Linked DNA regions of Homo sapiens: region 2 is linked to region 1. The links are chromatin loops, found by intact Hi-C in ENCODE. Cell type or tissue: A673. All regions are shown on one strand. Each heading gives the region's core, and the rest is flanking DNA. Links, peaks and the distances in the headings are about the cores only.

Region 1 (8,333 bases), core at 174-8,173:
TTAGGATGGATTTTTCTATTTCTGAAAGAAAAGTCATCAAGATTTCTATAGAGATTATATGAATCTGTAGGTCTTCATGTGGTATTCACAATTTACCAATATTAGTCTTTCAGTCCATGAACATGGAATGTAGTCCTAATTATTTGTGTTTTCTTTAACTGCTTTCAGCAGTGTTTTGTAGTTTTTAATGTACAGGTCTTTTTCCTCTTTGGTTAGGTTTATTCCTAAGTATTTTACCCTTGTTGATGCTATTATAAATTGAATTGTTTACTTAATTTTTTCTAATTATTTTCTTAGTTTCAAATTGTTCATTGTCACAATATAGAAACACAAGATTTTGTGTCTTGAATTTGCATCGTGCAAATTTGCTGAATTTGTTTATTTATTGATTTATTTATTATTTCTAACAGTTTTTCTGTAATATCTTGGGGTTTTTTAAATATAAAATGTGTTATCTGCAAACAAAAATAATTTTATTTCTTCCTTTCCAATGTAAATACTTTTTATTTTTTTTCCTTGCCTAATTGCTCTGGCTAGGACTTCCAGTACTATGTTGAAAAGAAGTGTCAAAAGCAAATCATCCTTATCTTGCTTCTTAGAGGAAAAGCTTTATAGAATGAGTTAGAAAGCATTTCTTCCTCTTCAAATTTTTGCAACAGTTTGAGAAATATTGGTAGTAATTCTTAAATATTTGGTAGAATTCACCAGTAAAGTAATTTAATATTGGACTTTTCTCTCTTGAAAGGTTTTGGTTATTAATTCAGTCTTTTTAGTAGTTTTAGGTCTATGTCTATTTAGCTTTTCTATTTTTTCATGATTCAGTCTCAGTAGGTTGTATGTTTCTAGGAATTTGTCCATTTCATCTAAATTATTCAATTTGGGTGTACAATTATTCATAGTACACTCTTAAGATTATTTTTATATTTCTGTAAAATCATCCCCTCTTTCATTCCTGATTGTAATTCAAATCTTCTTTCCTCTTAGACAATCTAGCTAAAGTTTATCAAATGTGTTGATCTTTTCAAAGAACCAGCTCTTGGTTTTGTTGATGTTCCCTATTGTTTCTCTATTTTCCATTTTTATTTATTCTCTCTAATCTTTGTTATCTTGAAAATATGTTTGTATAATATAAAATTATATCTCAATATAATTCATTTTTAAAGTTAAGAAATTACCACGTTGTCATTCAATAACTGTACCTAGCTCAGGTTTTGTAAAATACTGTGTGTGAGTGCGTGAGCGAATGAATGAAAGAACAAGTGAGTGAGCAACTGGCCTGCCATTAAAAAATAGGACCGTTTCTCCCTCTCTTCTCAATGGCAAGCCGTTTTCAAGTGGCCTTGCCTCATTGGTTAATATAACTGTTATTGTTTTATATTAAGCAACTATTAAATGGCATGTACTACTCTAGATGCTTCACAAACTTAACATTCCCTCATCCAATCCTCTTTAACGCTGATGTTATTATCCTCACTTTGCACATAGGCAGAAAAATGAGATCTGATGTGATATGTAAGCTCAAGTGACTAATGTATGCCAGTATCAAGAATCAAATTCACTCCTGTCTGATTCTAAAGCTATATATTTTTCCATTCTACCTTTTCTGATTTTGGTATTTCAAGGAATAAAATACCTAGTATATGACTTAGTCTCAGGATTTAGAGAGATAGATACAGGTTACTTTTTGTGATGCAGATTTATGACAAGATTCCCAGAAATGTAGTATAACACATAAGTGTGACCTTATGAGCAGAAAAATCACCTTAGTTTCACTAGTCCACCCTGTTTGGGAACTAGGAAACTTTCAGTGTTACTCAACACAGTAAATTAACCACCGATGGCCCACTTCCTCTTTCTTTACCTAGAAAAAATACTTCCTCAAAAAGAGACTTCTACTGTGCGTGATGATGGTTGCCATTCAACATGCAATTCCTTTGTTGGGAGGAGTTAGCTCTAAGCTACTCCATTGGTGACTGAATTTTAACACGCCAGTCCACATATGACTGCCTATATAATCTAAGTCACTCTGGTTTTGCTATCCCAGGATCCACCTTCTACACAGTGCACACTGCATGAATTATAGAAACTAGACTATGGGAAAGTTGACAGTTGCTTCATTTCTCCAGAAAAGCCACATGCCTGCAGCTGTCAAGGGTAGCCCGACCAATGTACCAGGTCACTAGTTCAACACTTGTGGAGAGTTGAGGGCACTGATCCCCATTCTAAAAGATTCTCAACATAGAGAACTAGAAAATATCAGTCTTAAGAGAGTATTATCAATGTTCCCTGAAGGGATTCATTCTATTTTTGTAAACCCCAACTGGTTTCTTAAATATTTAATCCATCATGCAATCAGAATAGTTGTAATCACCTATCATCAAACTGGAAGAAAATATTATTTTTTACACAAAGAGATCATTGTTTCTTAAAAGCAGTAAATGATACATGCCTGATAAGCAAAAATAATACATTTGTTCAGAGGATTAAGCACTTTGAGATGGATTGTTCAGAGAAAGTTTTGTGGGAAGATTCCAATGTAAAATGGGACTGGGGAAAGCACAACATGAAAGGCAGAGTAGTATTTACAAAGACAAAGGAGGAGCCAACCTTTGATGCTGGTCCTCTAATCCTTACACATTCCTCCCTGCTCAGGGCTTAAAGACTTCTAAAAACTGACTCTTGCTTCTCTCTGCAAGTGTGAGACACAAATTTCTACCACCATTTACTAGCCAAGTGATTCAGGCAACTCATGCAACCCCTCTGCACTTCAGGTGATGAATATATGAAAAGATAATCACATCTGCTAGCAGCTGGGGATTGAAGGACTGTGCGTACAAAAGAAAAAAGCACAGTGCCTGGAATACAGAAACCAGTCAACAAAAGCATTTCCTTTCCCTTGACCTGTTCAGAACTTTTTTTTTCTTTTTTCTTTTTTTTTTTTTTTTGAGATGGAGTCTCTCTTTCTCACCCAGGCTGGAGTGTAGTGGCGTGATCTCAGCTCACTGCAACCTCCGCCTCTGGTGTTCAAGTGATTCTCCTGCCTCAGCGTCCTGAGTAGCTGGGATTACAGGCACCCGCCACCAAGCCAGGCTAATTTTGTATTTTTAGTAGAGATAGGGTTTCACCGTTTTGGCCAGGCTGGTCTCGAACTCCTGACTGCAGGTGATCTGCCTGCCTCAGCCTCCCAAAGTGCTGGGATTACAGGCGTGAGCCACCGTGCCCGGCCGAACTTTTCTTTGCCTAATACCAATGCATTGTAAACGTATGGGAAAAAAGATTAATTGGGTTGCAAGGAGACTTGAGTGCTAGTCTTGCCTTTACCACATAATGAGCTGGGTGGTCTGGGGTGGATAATTTTGGTTTGCCATTGTTGCTTTCTCTTTGAAATGAAGAGGATAGCCAGGAACTCCAAGATTCCTTCCAGCTTATTCATTCATGTCTTTGCATTGCTGAGCATCACCCCAGGGATGTTTTATCATCTCAGGCAGTGAGGAATTGGGATCCCTTGTGTTCCCCTAGCACCCTTTCTATTAACCCGAGAGTGTGCTGGAGGATACTGCTTTTCTGGAGAGCACACACTTCATATTGGGCGACTGTGACACAGGCATCTGAGTGGTCTCTGGCAGGACTTTGCAATATCCGCCCTGGGAAATGGCAAGGGCACCCGAGGACCTGTGAGCTGGCAGGGCCGTGTCACCCCAAAAGACAAGGACTCTGAGAGGAGGTACTTCACCAACACTCTACAGCTGTGTGAAGAAAAAAAGAAAATGGTTGATGAATTTCCACTTTCCACAGAGTAAAGAAATATTTTTATGTTATTTGTTTCCAGCCTGAGCGGGGGGCTTTTCATGCATGACCAAGGAACTCTCCTCCCACAGGTGGGGATACACTGCCACCTGCTGGTCCTCTGCTTCTTTACACAAAGGAACACCTTCCCAAACCAAAGCAATGGTGACTTTCTCGGACAGCATACTTAGATATATCAGAAAATATTGATAGTTACTAACCTATTAATTGTGAATGTCTGATTAAATGTTGAGGGTCTTGTAGAGTTAAATTTCAAGATAATTCCTCTGTGTATACTCAAGCTCACGCAACTAAAAGAGATCTTGACTAAAATTGGCAGCCAAGATTCTTAAGGCTTCCTTCAGCAATTCAATAATTCACTTACGTGTACAAGGAATCTTTCAACATGTGGAAGTATTTTCAATACATTATATCATGTGGGGTTGTTAAAAAAGCTTTATACTTGGAACTTACTACTTAGTATTTGTATATATGCCACATGAAAATAATAAAACTGCATTCTTGTTCAACACTTTTGGCATTGGTATTCTCAGTGATTCAGATTTTCCCTCATTAATCCGCATCATTAGTCTGTGTGATTAATCTTTTACTATTGGAATGGTGCAGAGGTTAAAAGTTAATATGGATATAAATGGAACAAGCTCAGTAATTTTATCAACAAAGTGATTTGAGGCTAAGAGTTCAGGAACATTTTATTTGAAGTGGCTTTTGTGTTTCACTCTCACAGATGGTGTTCTTTGATTCTGGAACCTCAAATTGTTTTAACACATCCCACCATCCCAATGTTCAGTGTATGTGATTGATATGTGTGTCTACCCTGGCAAATAATACTTAAGAGTGAAATGCCAATCTTCCCTTTTCAACCTGAAGTTTGGTCCACAATAAAAATGGCATATAGATTATTATGTAAGCAAATCATTTAGTTCCACATTGTCTTAAACGTTTCCATTTTGAAGCTAGATTTTGGCTTTGGCTTTGCATAAAAAAGGGTCCACTGAAATGTTATGTTTGGCTCTAGGGGGTGCGGATTATTCCATCCCTACAGCAAGAAGAAAAAAAATCATGACATTTCTAGCCAACAAGGCTTTTAAAAATATTGATATCCAGTCTCCGATCACCCTACTTCATAAGCCTAATGGGAGATGAAACGGAACTTACCCGTCTTCAACTTCCCCTCCCCTTTGTGTGCTCTTCCCCTCTCTTTCAAGTACAGTATTCTCCAAAGTTATTGAACCTTAAAGTCAGACTGATAGATGCTTCTGACATGGTGAGAGGGGACCAGCTCTTTCAACCATGTCACATGACAGGAAATCCCACTTCCTCCAGAGAGAAACCTCCATGTGTCCCAACAAGACAAGAACACTCTCAGTGGATGGTCAGGCTACCCATGGGACTCATTTGGTACATATTGCACGTACTCATATTAATCTTCTGATGTGCACCAGCTCCTTATTTTCAAGACTAGGCTGCATGCTCTGGTTTGGGAGGCAGTGCAGTGGGACGAAAGTACTCCCAGCTTTGGAGACATGAACATGGGGTTCCATGCCCCTTCTGTTACTTATTGTCTTTACGGTCCTGGAGAAATAACTTAGCCCCTTTAAGCCTCCATTTCCTCATTCATAAAATTAGGATCACATTACCCACCTCACACAGTTATTGAATGCACAGCAATAACTTTGGTTATATGCCAAGCACTGTCTAAACACCTTATATGAATTAGCTTACCTGATGACCACAACAACCTCTTTAGGATCATCTTCCCCATTTCACGGATAAGGAACCGAGACAAAGGACAGATTAAGTCATTTCCCCCAAGGTCTCAATGCTCAGATATGATAAAGCCTCATATCAAAGCAGGTCTGGCTCCAGAGTTAGAGCTCATCTTGTGACATGGACTCTCAGCCCAGATAACGCCTGGCAATTAGTATATGAGAAATAAATCACAAGCATTTTGTTAGCCAAGCACACAGACCAAGTTTGTGACTTTGCCATCACTCTTGGACATTGTGTTCTATACACAGAGGGCTTTAGGCATTATGTGTTGCTTGCTCATTTTAATACATTTTCCAATAACACGTGTATGCATATGCCTTTAACCCAAGAGTTTCCTTGGGTTGCTGTCACAAAGTACCACTAATGCTGAATGGTTTAAAACAATTGAAATGTATTGTCTCACAGTTTGGGAGGCTGGGAAGTCTGAAATCGAGGTGTTGTCAGGGTCATGTTCACTCTGAAGCTTGGTGGTTTGTGGGCAATCTTTGGCATTCCTTGGTTTGTAAATGCTTCACTCCAATCCTCTGTCATCTGTGTCTGTCTTCACATGGATGTATTCTTATAAGGACACTAGTCATATTGGGTCAGGGGTCCACCCTACTTCATTATGAGCTCATCTTAACTAATTACATCTGCAATGACCTTATCTCCAAAAAGGTCATGTTCTGAGGTATTAGGAGTTGTGACTTTAACATATCTTTGTGGGGAGACACAGTTGAACCCATAAAAAGAGCCATCTCCCCTAGCCATATCTGGATGATCTTAAGCAACTGAAACCAGAAGATAATGAATCAGATAAACCTGAGTTTAAGCTAAATGTGTGTTTTAGGGAAAGATAATGCAGTGACTAAGGTTCAGTTTACTTATCTGTTAAATGAGGATATTTACAGCACCTGCCACAGAGAGTTGATATGATCTTTAAATAAAAAAAAAAAAAAGATACATGAAACACTGAGCACCATGCTTGGCACATGGTAACCCCACAGTCCTACTAGTTGCAGGGGATACATTATGCCTAGTGTCATTGTTTGGAAGCACCTCTACTGAAATTGCTATATCCCCAGCTTTTCTTCCAGCCTCCTTCTGCTCTCCTTTGAAAGACAGTGAACACCCGCCTACCCATAACAGAGTCAGAATAATCACTCTGATTTAAAAGTTAGAAGTTTCACTAGGTTAGCATTTTCCTTGGAGATTTAGCATCCCAGGCTAAGTCAACTTTGCCTCTCATCATTGTCAAATCTGGCTTCTGAACACCCCACCGTGTGAAACAGGAATTGGCTGCAGCATGAAGGTATTGCTGGAGCAATTGCAAGGCAAAGGAAGTGAAAGAAAAAAAAAAACAAAACAAACCAGTGGCTTCAGCTACGTCTGCTGCAGAAGCCAGCCGATGAAAATTAACCCAGCTCTTTAATCACAATCTTCTATCCCAGAATTTTCAGCTGAGAGAAATGATAATCATTTGGTTCATTGATTCTGGGATTAATCACTGAAGTTAATCTTGGCATGTATTGATTCCATTTCTGCTGGCTGTAACTAAAGTGTTCAAATTACTTATTCCAACTCTGACAAGAATAGGTTCCCAAAACAAAGGAAGTCAAAGATGAGCTATTACACCTGACAGCTCTGCACAGCACCCAGTGACAGCACTGACTACCCATCCTTCGGCAAGATGGGCCCCTAATAGGGAAGAATCAAGCACCTGTTCTTGCTATTATACACTGGTGTTTTATAAAGTTGATCCATCAGTGTCTAGAAGAAATGGAGGTGGTTTTATCTTGAAGAATCTGAACTCAAAATCTGGCTGCACAGACAAGCAAATTATGTAGGCAACACAGTAGAACAGGCCGATTTCACCAACTTGACTTTTATCAGAAAACACCAGTATTTGTTACCTTGCAATCCTCCAGAGTTTCCTGGTGCTGACCATTTGCCAGCATAAGCTTCATTGCAAAGCACAATTTGCAAAATAACATGGTGCATTCACCCCTTCCTTAACCTGTGAACTTCAGGCATGATAGTTACAATGAAATATCTTTTATTGAGTATACTTTTGTATGGCATGCTAAAAGAGACAGAGGGGACTTCTATCTTGGTGTTACAGTTGACTAGGTATTCTAAGTGGCCCTGTCACTATAGTACACCTAAATCTTAGGAAGGATACTGACTGCATTTGTAGCTCGGCTGGTTTTAAGAATGTAGGGAAAGCTTCAAAACCTATAAATAGTAAACAGGAACTAGAGGGATAAAAACAATGGGTGTGTGAGTGAGGGATTTAACAATAATACAGGACAGAACTAAAATACTGGACAAAAAGAGTATGTAAATAAGGAAGGAGAACCATTCTAAGTGCCTTATATTAATACAAATGGGGGATTCAGTTCTTGTTTAACTTACGTTTTCTCAACCTCGCACCAATGAAATTTGGAGCTAGCCCATTCTTTGTTGTGAGGGACTGCCCTGCACACTGTAGGATGTTTAACAGGATCTCTGTCCTCTATCCACTACATGGAAGTTGCAGAAAAATGTTTCCAGACATTACCCAACATACCTTGGGGACAAAATCACCACCCCCACTTAAGACGACTAATTTAATTTGACACTTTTTAAGCTAAACATATATGTTAAAATTTCAAAGATAATCAATCAAAGAAATATCCTATATACATTCCATACAAATTGAGAGAAAATTCTATAAAGCAAGAAACGAAAAAACAAAAAAAAAATCTTAACCCAAACAAGGCAAAATGCATACA
Region 2 (8,333 bases), core at 18-8,017, 550 kb before region 1:
ACCCTCATACCAAAGTCAGACAAGAAAATTACAAGAAAAGAAAATTACAGGCCAATATCCCTGATGAACACATGCAAACCTTCTCAACAAAATACTCACAAATTAAATTCCACAGCATATTAAAAGGCTTGTGAACTAAAATTATCTGAGACAGCTCTCAATCAGTTTAGAAAGATTATTATGACAAGGTTAAGGACACATCATGACATATCCTGAGACACGTGCCTAAGGTGGTCGAGGTACAGCTTGGTTGTACATTATAGAGAGACATGAGACATGAATCAACATGTGTAAGACGCATACTGGTTCGGTCTGGAAAGGCAGGGCAACTCGAAGCGGGGGCTTTCAGGTCAAAGGTCATAATATTCCACAAAGGTGCCAAAAATACACAATAAAAAAGATAGTCTTTTAAATAAATGATGTTGGGAACACTAGGTACCCACATGTTCACACAAATAAAATGATTTTGGATCCTTATCTTACACCATACCCAACTATTCACTCAAAATGGATTAAAGACTGAAGCATGAGGTGCAAAAGCATACAACTTCTAGAAGAAAACACAAGGGAAAATCTCCATAACATTGATCTTGGTGATGACTATTGGGATATGACACCAAATGCATAGAAAATAAAAGGGAAAATTGTCAAGTGGGACTATATTAAAGATTTTGCACAGCAAAGGAAACAGTTCACAAAATGCTACCACCACCTATGGAATAGAAGAGAGCATTTGAAAACCATACATTCAATTAGAGGTTCATATCCAAAATATATAAGAGACTCATACAACTCTATAGCAAAACCAAACAAATAACCCTATTTAAAAATGGGTAAAGTACCTGAGTATTTTTTTTTTCTAAAGAGAACACGCAAATGGTCAATAGATATATGTATGAGTGCTCAACATCGCTAATCATCAGGTAGATTCAAATCAAAACCACAACGAGCTATCACCTCACATCTGTTAGGATTGCTACTATCAAAAAGCCAACAGACAAGTGTTAACGAGGATGTGGAGAAATGAGAACCCTTCTATATTTCTGGTGGGACTGTTAAGTGGTACAGCCATTATGAAAAACAATATGGAGTTTCCTAAAAAAATTAAAAATGAAACTACCATATAATTTAACAATCCCATTTCTAGGGATATATCCAGAGGAAATAAAGTCATTATCTCGAAGAGAGAGCTGCACTTCCATGTTCACTGCAACATTATTCATAATAGCAAATATATTAAAACAACCTAAGTGTTGATCAACAGATGAATGGATAAAGCCTTTATAAAGAAGGAAATTTTGCCATTTGCATCGCAATGGCAAACATGAAGGGCATTATGTTAAGTGAAATAAGCCAGACACAGAAAGACAAATACTGGATGGTCTCAGTTTTATGTGGAATATAAAAGTTAAACTCATAGAAACAGAGAGTAGACGGGTGGTTATCCAAGGTTAGCAGGTGAAGAAAATGAGGAGATATTGGCCAAAGGGTAGAAGCTTTGAGTTATAAAATGAATGAGTTCTGTAGACTTAATTTACAGCATGTATTTAAGGTACCGTATACTCAAAATTTGCAAAGAGAATAGATCTTAAATATTCTCACCACACATGCACACAGAAGGTAACTATGTGAGACAATGAGTATTTCAACTAGCTTCATTGTGGTATTCATTTTACAATGTACACATACATTGAAACATGCTATATGACTTAAATATATGCAATTTTTAGTTAAGGTTATATCTCAGTAAAGCTGGAAAATGAAACATTTACACAATCTAGTTTACAAATACTACATTAGAAATATACAAGAACCAAACAACATTATTTCAGTTGTTTAAAAAATAAGCAAAATACCCTTCTCTGAGTAAAATATGTAAGTCAGAATTTAGTACTTGTTGCTATTAGACCTATATTGTGTCTGCCAATCACACACATTGACTATCACTTATTTGTACGTCCCAGGAAAAGATGAGATGTACGAAGAAAAATGAGGAGAATGAGAAGAAGAGATAAGGAGAGGGGCCAGGAAAATAAGAGGGGATAGGGAAGGAGAAGAAGAATATCTTAATAGGTTCAGCTTCTCTTGTGTACCCAACTTTCTTCTGAATTTAAAAACTCAGAGCCTGGTGTGGTGGTGCATGCCTCTAATCCTAGCTACTCAGGAAACTGAGCCTGGAGTTCAAGACCAGCTTGGGCAACACATTAAGACCGCTTCTCTTAAAAGAAACAAACAAAAACCCTCAATTTGAAGTAATTTATCATGAAATATCTAAAATGTAATGCTAATATTTTCATACCAATGGGAGAAATTTACTATTGGTATAGCTTGCCTTCCTTTGACAAAATGTAGGAGTACGTGATGCTGAGGTCAGTTTCCTTAGTATTGATGCGGGGCATCCTCTCAGCTGAGAGTAGAGGGCCTACTCTCTACTGAGTGTAGCTGAACACTCGATGTGAAGACTTGCCTATGGAGAGGAGCTACCCACTGTGAGTCTCCTCTGAGCTGTTCAAACACTAAATAAAACTCTTCTTCATCTTCTTCGCCCTTCACTTGTCTGTGTACTTCATTCTTCCTGGATGCAGGACAAGAACTCAGGCAAAGGCATCACAGCCACAGAAATTTCCAGCCAGAAAAATGACACCCCAGAGGTCCCATAACAGGATGGTCCTGAATGTATGCAACATTTTTCTTAGTGTGATCCTAAATATAAAAGTTGCCTAATTTCCCTTTTCATGTCTACTTTCATTTTACCTTTCTTTTACTTCCAAGATTGAATACGTATTGTTTCTGCCCAGAGATTAATTCTCTCTTCCTCTGTTTCTCTCTTTCTTTAACAGAATAACTCGTATTTCTAACCATCTACTCTTCAACGTCCCAAGTATTGCATTTCTCATAATAGACACCCCTGGCTAATTTTACCATTAAAAATATTAGCAGGAATTTGCGGGGTTTTTTTTTCCATTTGCTTCTGTTTTTGCAACGCTGCTGTCTTTGGCTCTCAATTCCCTCAGCCTTTACATCCAGCATATCTGAAGAATTTTAACATTTAATTTCCAACATTTCCTAGCTGGTACTCACCACAACAAATTACTGAACTGGGAATGCAATTGTTGTGTATCTTAAAGCTGTAAGAAGCAGCATATTCCATGTGTGCTTCCTTACACACTTGTGTACCTGAATATCCAAGGCCATGAAGAAACTTTCTCTCACTAAAAGCAGCATCAACATGCATATGTCTTTTTATGTAGCAGAAACTTTGTTACATTTCAATTCTACATACTGTATATCCGCCTTCTTTATGAAAGTTTATCTATGTTTAAAAAATTTTACCTCTTTCTCAAGTTGGTCCCTTTCTTCTTCTACCACATGTAGGTTAAAAGAATTGTTGGATCCTCTTTTCTCTTTCTAGCCTAGAATTTTTGTCTTGACCACAAGATCAAAATTTGTTTTTAAGTTGATCCTATATCTTCCTGAGTTTCTGATGTCCTTTTTTCAAAGTCTGAGCTTTTCTTTTTGTTCACTACAAAATTCTGAAGACTTCTTTTTTTCTAACTTGCTAACTGTGGTTTTCCTCTTGCCTCTTGGCAAATCTAATTCTTTGAGAGAAAGTGTTCCAAAAACAGGTCTTAAAACTTTTTCCTTGATGCTTAGTTTTGTGATAATTCCATTTTTTCCTCATCTTCTCAATATAGAAACAATACATAGTATTTTTCAGATTAATTTTATCTGTTTATTTCTTAAAAATATTATTTTCCCAAATATATCATGTATGGATTTATATTTCAAATAATAAATATATATGATAACATTGAAGACTTGGTGCCATTCAGCTGTCATTATGTAAAAGAACAAAAAACAGATAGCCTGATTAGTAAACAATATATCATCCATCAATTCAAATGCTTGCACACATAAACTGTGCATCCTCTAATTGAGGCTGCCCTGGTCCCTAAAACTAATCCAATTCCCTTCCAAATAGATTACTGATAGGGTAAAAAATGCACTAGATATGCAGATACGTCTTTACTCTAAGAAGCATCTTGCCAATATCTGAGTTGAACCACATCATTTTGCCCAATTTAGAAATGTTACTCTCCATGTGTAATTTTGTCAATTTTTTATCCTGCTTTTCGACATCTCCCTCTCATAAATTATAATGTTTTATGCATACATTGACCTCAAATTGATGATGTACAGCAAATGTTAGGAATACTTCTGATGGAAAGAGAGACAATCAGGATGCAATATTGATGATGCCAACCCAACCAGGAGGTGGCAGACAAACACTTAAGTGTTCTCATATTCACACCCTGTACAATTCCTCCCCTTGCAGGTGAGTGGGGCCTATGGCTTGCTTCTAACCAGTCTCACATGGCAAAGGTGATGGAATGGCAGCCACATGATTGAGTTATATTACAAAGCAAAGGTTATTAGATATCACTTGCTTGATTGCACGATGTTATACGACTCCATCTAAGCAGACTGAAGACAGAGATTATCTCTGCTGGTTTAATGAAGTAATACCACGTTAAGAAGTCCTTCGTGACAAGGAACTGCTGGAAGCCTCTAGAAACTTTGGTAGCCCCTAGGATCTGAGTGTGGTATTTAGCCAGTCAGGAAAATGCTGGAGCCCTCAGTCATATAGTTAAAAGGAAAGGAATTCTGAAAAAAACCTGAATAAGCATGGAAGTGGATTCTTCCTCAGTCAAGCCTTGATATAAAAAAGCAGCCCAGTCAATTCTTTTACTGCATCCTGTGAGACCGTAAGCAGAAAACCCAGATAACTTCTGCCCAGACTCATTATTCCTGGAAACTTCCAGATTATAAATGCACGCTATTTTCAGCTGCTAAATTTGTAGTAATTTATTACACAGCAATAGAAAACTACCTTTACCACATATTCCTGAGAGCAATATGTTGCTGAAAGACCACTAATGAATACAGTTATTTGGCCTTAACCCCTAAATGACCTCCTTCTGGAGAACTGGTCTGGGGAAGGGAATATATGATCCAGAAGTCTCTTTTTAACAAGACAAGAGGTCCACACTGGGAAAAACTTCATCTATAAGGAAGGCCGAAGTTTTTACAATTATTCCAGTTATACAGGCCATTAGTTCTAAGAAATAGAAGCCACTATATAATAAAGAACATAGGAAAAGAGAAATCTAAGCCTTTTCTGTGCATGCCAGGGTGTTGAATCTTTTTAGCTCTTTCACTGTTAGCCCTTTAGTGTTGTGACTAAATTTTCTGCCCTTGAGCCATATTAGAAAATATGTGTATATGTATGTGTCTGTGTGTGTGTGTGCGTGTGTGTGTGTAACTCAGTTCTTCAAGGCTTGCATGTGTATTCAAAGACATTTGAAATTATTTCTGATTTATTCATTTTGGTTGATAAGTAAAGGAATATGAAACATTTCTTAATGAAAGTTGTTTCTGATTATTTTGCCAAATGGAGAAGTATAATCACACCAAATTATGTTTATACTCCTCCTTCATTTAAATAAAATGTTTTAGGCAAGCTATTTTTTTGAGTAAATAAATAAGAGACTATTTTAACTTTTTATTTTCCAGATCTGGACATAATAATTTAGCTTATGGTGGTATTCAACATTTTTCCCTTACACATAGTGAAATAAGCAAGCTAAAAACAAGTGAGCCCCAGTTTCTCTGATGGGTTGTTAGGAGCAAAAGAGTCATTGAAAACATTACAGTGTTACAGAGCTGGGAGAAATGGACCAGCAAGTCCCAGGCTTTGTGTTCTAGGACCAGAGCAGGAAGAGGACAAAAAGGTGTCTATTGGGCACATTAGATGCATTTAGATGATGTCTGAAAGCAAATCACAACTTCTGTAACTTTGTCTATAAGGATAAATAACTAAAGATAGCAGCAGTAAATTTGGAGCTCAAGAGGGATCATGAACATTACATCTATTGTCAGGCATATTGGTCTATATGAAGTTAAACAAACAGAATCATCTTGCTTTCTGCACCAGAGGTGGTAAAACAGAGGGGCAGGGGTTACTGGGGGAAGAGCAAAATTGTTGAAGAAAATCTGACATTAGTAGGATAAGAACTGTGTGATTTAGAATTACTTCTTTCTATGTATACCACAGAAAATATCTTTGTTTAGAGGAGCTTCTGTTAAGAACTTAATGTGATCAGATCACATGAATATAGATTTAAATAGGCTGATTTTAATGCTTCAATTCTGTTCATAGCCATTTGAACTGTCATCTATACTGGAATTTTTTAATATTAAATTTTTTTATTTGCACTATATAATATGCAAATATGGAGAGTGTGTGTTCTAATACCTCAAGAATTTGCAACCTAGGAGGAAAGGTAATATATGTGTGCATGTTGCTATCATGTATCATTAAGGCTTGCAGCCCTAAGTGAAGAAAACTAAATGTGCACAAACAACAAGTAACAGGAGATAGACTATGTGATTCTATGTTAATATTTTTGAAGACAGGAAATGCAGTATATCATAGAGTCAAGGTCCCAGCAAGTGTCATTATTTTCTTTCTTATCCAACTTTGGGATCAGATAATTTGGGCTGTAACTATATAACGTGACTTAATTATAATACAAAAAGTGGTCAAATAACATCACTTGAATTCCTGTCAAAAGTCACAAAACATTCTGAGAAAAAACACAAAGTCCTTTTGCTTCTTTTCAACTCAACTCTGTGCAAAATATGATAGAAAAAGTACAAAAGTGTGGAAAAATCCCTGAAAGCAAAGAGAATGAAGTGACATGGAAATAGGAATGGGACATTCGGGGAGGTTTGGAGGCAGAGGTGAGATGAGAATAAGCACATTTCCAAAAGCTGAAAAAGAGATTAAGCTTGCTAACAGATTATTCAAACCATAATTTTTGAAGTCCTGAATACTAGTAGGAGAGAAAATAACTGAAGGAAGAGAAACCTAAAAGAGATGACTGAATGTATGAGTATGGAGTGAGAAAATGCTATAAAAACAGTTCCATTAGTTGAAAGTGTGTCGACAGAAGTTTATTACAATGCCATTTGTTACTTAGAAAAATATCAAGGAGATTTAAAAAAAATAAATGCAATTAACCACCTTTAAAAAATAATACTGTTGGTATGGTACTGGCATCACTAGAATAATTATCTCCTCATTCTAGCATTTGAAGAGATTCCGTGTAAAGGCCAACCTCTCAATTTTTGAAGACTTATTAGTAAAATTCAAATGTTCTCATCACAAAGAAATGATAAATATTTGAGGTGATGGATATGTTAATTAGCTTGATTTAATCATTCTGCATTATGTTTAAAAATTATAACATTACTTTGTACCCCATAAATATATACAACTATAATTTTTCAATATGTAATGAAAATAAGTTAACAAAATGAAAGTTCATGAGCCACCATGCCACTGACCCATGACCCTTTGGTAGAGCCCCAGTTAGATATCTAATTCATCTAGAATAGTTTGGGGTGGAAAATACCTACCTAATAACAGAAAAAATTTGTGCCAATAAATAAAGTAACCAGCGCAGTCCTTCTTTCTTCAATAAAAACAGATACATAAGGAGAGGTGTGATGGCTCATACCTTTAATACCAACACTATGGGAGACTAAGGTGGGAGGATTGCTTGAGCCCAGGAGTTCGAGACCAGCCTGAACAATATAGGGAGACCTAATATCTGCAAATAATTTTTTAAAAATTAGCCAGGCATAGTGGCTCACAATTGTGGTCCCAGCTATTTTGGAGACTGACACAGGAGAATCACTTGAGCCTTGGAGGCCAAGGCTGCAGTGAGCCATGTTCATGCCACTGCACTCCAGCCTGGGCAAGAGAATGAGTCAATGTCTCCAAAAACAGAACAAAACAAATAACAACATATATAGACATAGATATAGATGTAGATATAGATATAGATATATTTACAAGATCATGTAAGAAAAGCATGTAACAAGAAAAAGAAACACTGAGATAAACTGGAGAAATACAAAACTTTTAAAGAAACAGAGAGATACTGCAAATTATCTGCATAAGAATTAAATTACTGACTTCCAAATTCAGCTTCAATAAGTAAAATGTTTGGAAGTCATTACTCCCAGTTTTACATCTTTTCAGTCCTGCAAGGTATCTTAAAATATTTTTTCAGCATAAGGAAAATGACATAAGTCAGAAACTTGGATCTATGTAAAGAAAGAAAGAGTCTAGGAGAGAAAAAAATAAAAGTAAAATAAAACATTTTATTTTAATTATTTTTATAAAATCTAAAGATAACTGGTGATACAATAATAGTATCAATGCATTGTGTGATGGTAGCATAAGAATAAGTGAAATGATTGAT

Evidence for each region. Peaks named below come from ENCODE experiments on the same cell type or tissue, not always from the same donor. Only the 100,000 strongest peaks of a DNase experiment are listed, where the experiment ranks them.
Region 2: a loop joins it to region 1, with 8 times the contacts of the local background. A loop is called at or near these places in 7 of 110 quality-filtered maps.

The regions. Positions count from the first base shown.
Region 1 is chr2:78,975,933-78,984,265 of GRCh38, forward strand. No RefSeq gene overlaps it. Among named protein-coding and RNA genes, the nearest start is that of REG3G, 46 kb to the right of the region's middle. In A673, for the core only: a CTCF peak has its summit at 3,901 (motif pointing left); DNase peaks (open chromatin) are centred at 3,869 and 5,139; H3K27ac peaks cover 1,571 bases.
Region 2 is chr2:78,427,151-78,435,483 of GRCh38, forward strand. All of the region lies in intron 2 of LOC124906027 (a long non-coding RNA gene), which reads right to left. Among named protein-coding and RNA genes, the nearest start is that of SNAR-H, 480 kb to the left of the region's middle. In A673, for the core only: CTCF peaks have their summits at 4,270 (motif pointing right) and 4,471; a DNase peak (open chromatin) is centred at 4,301.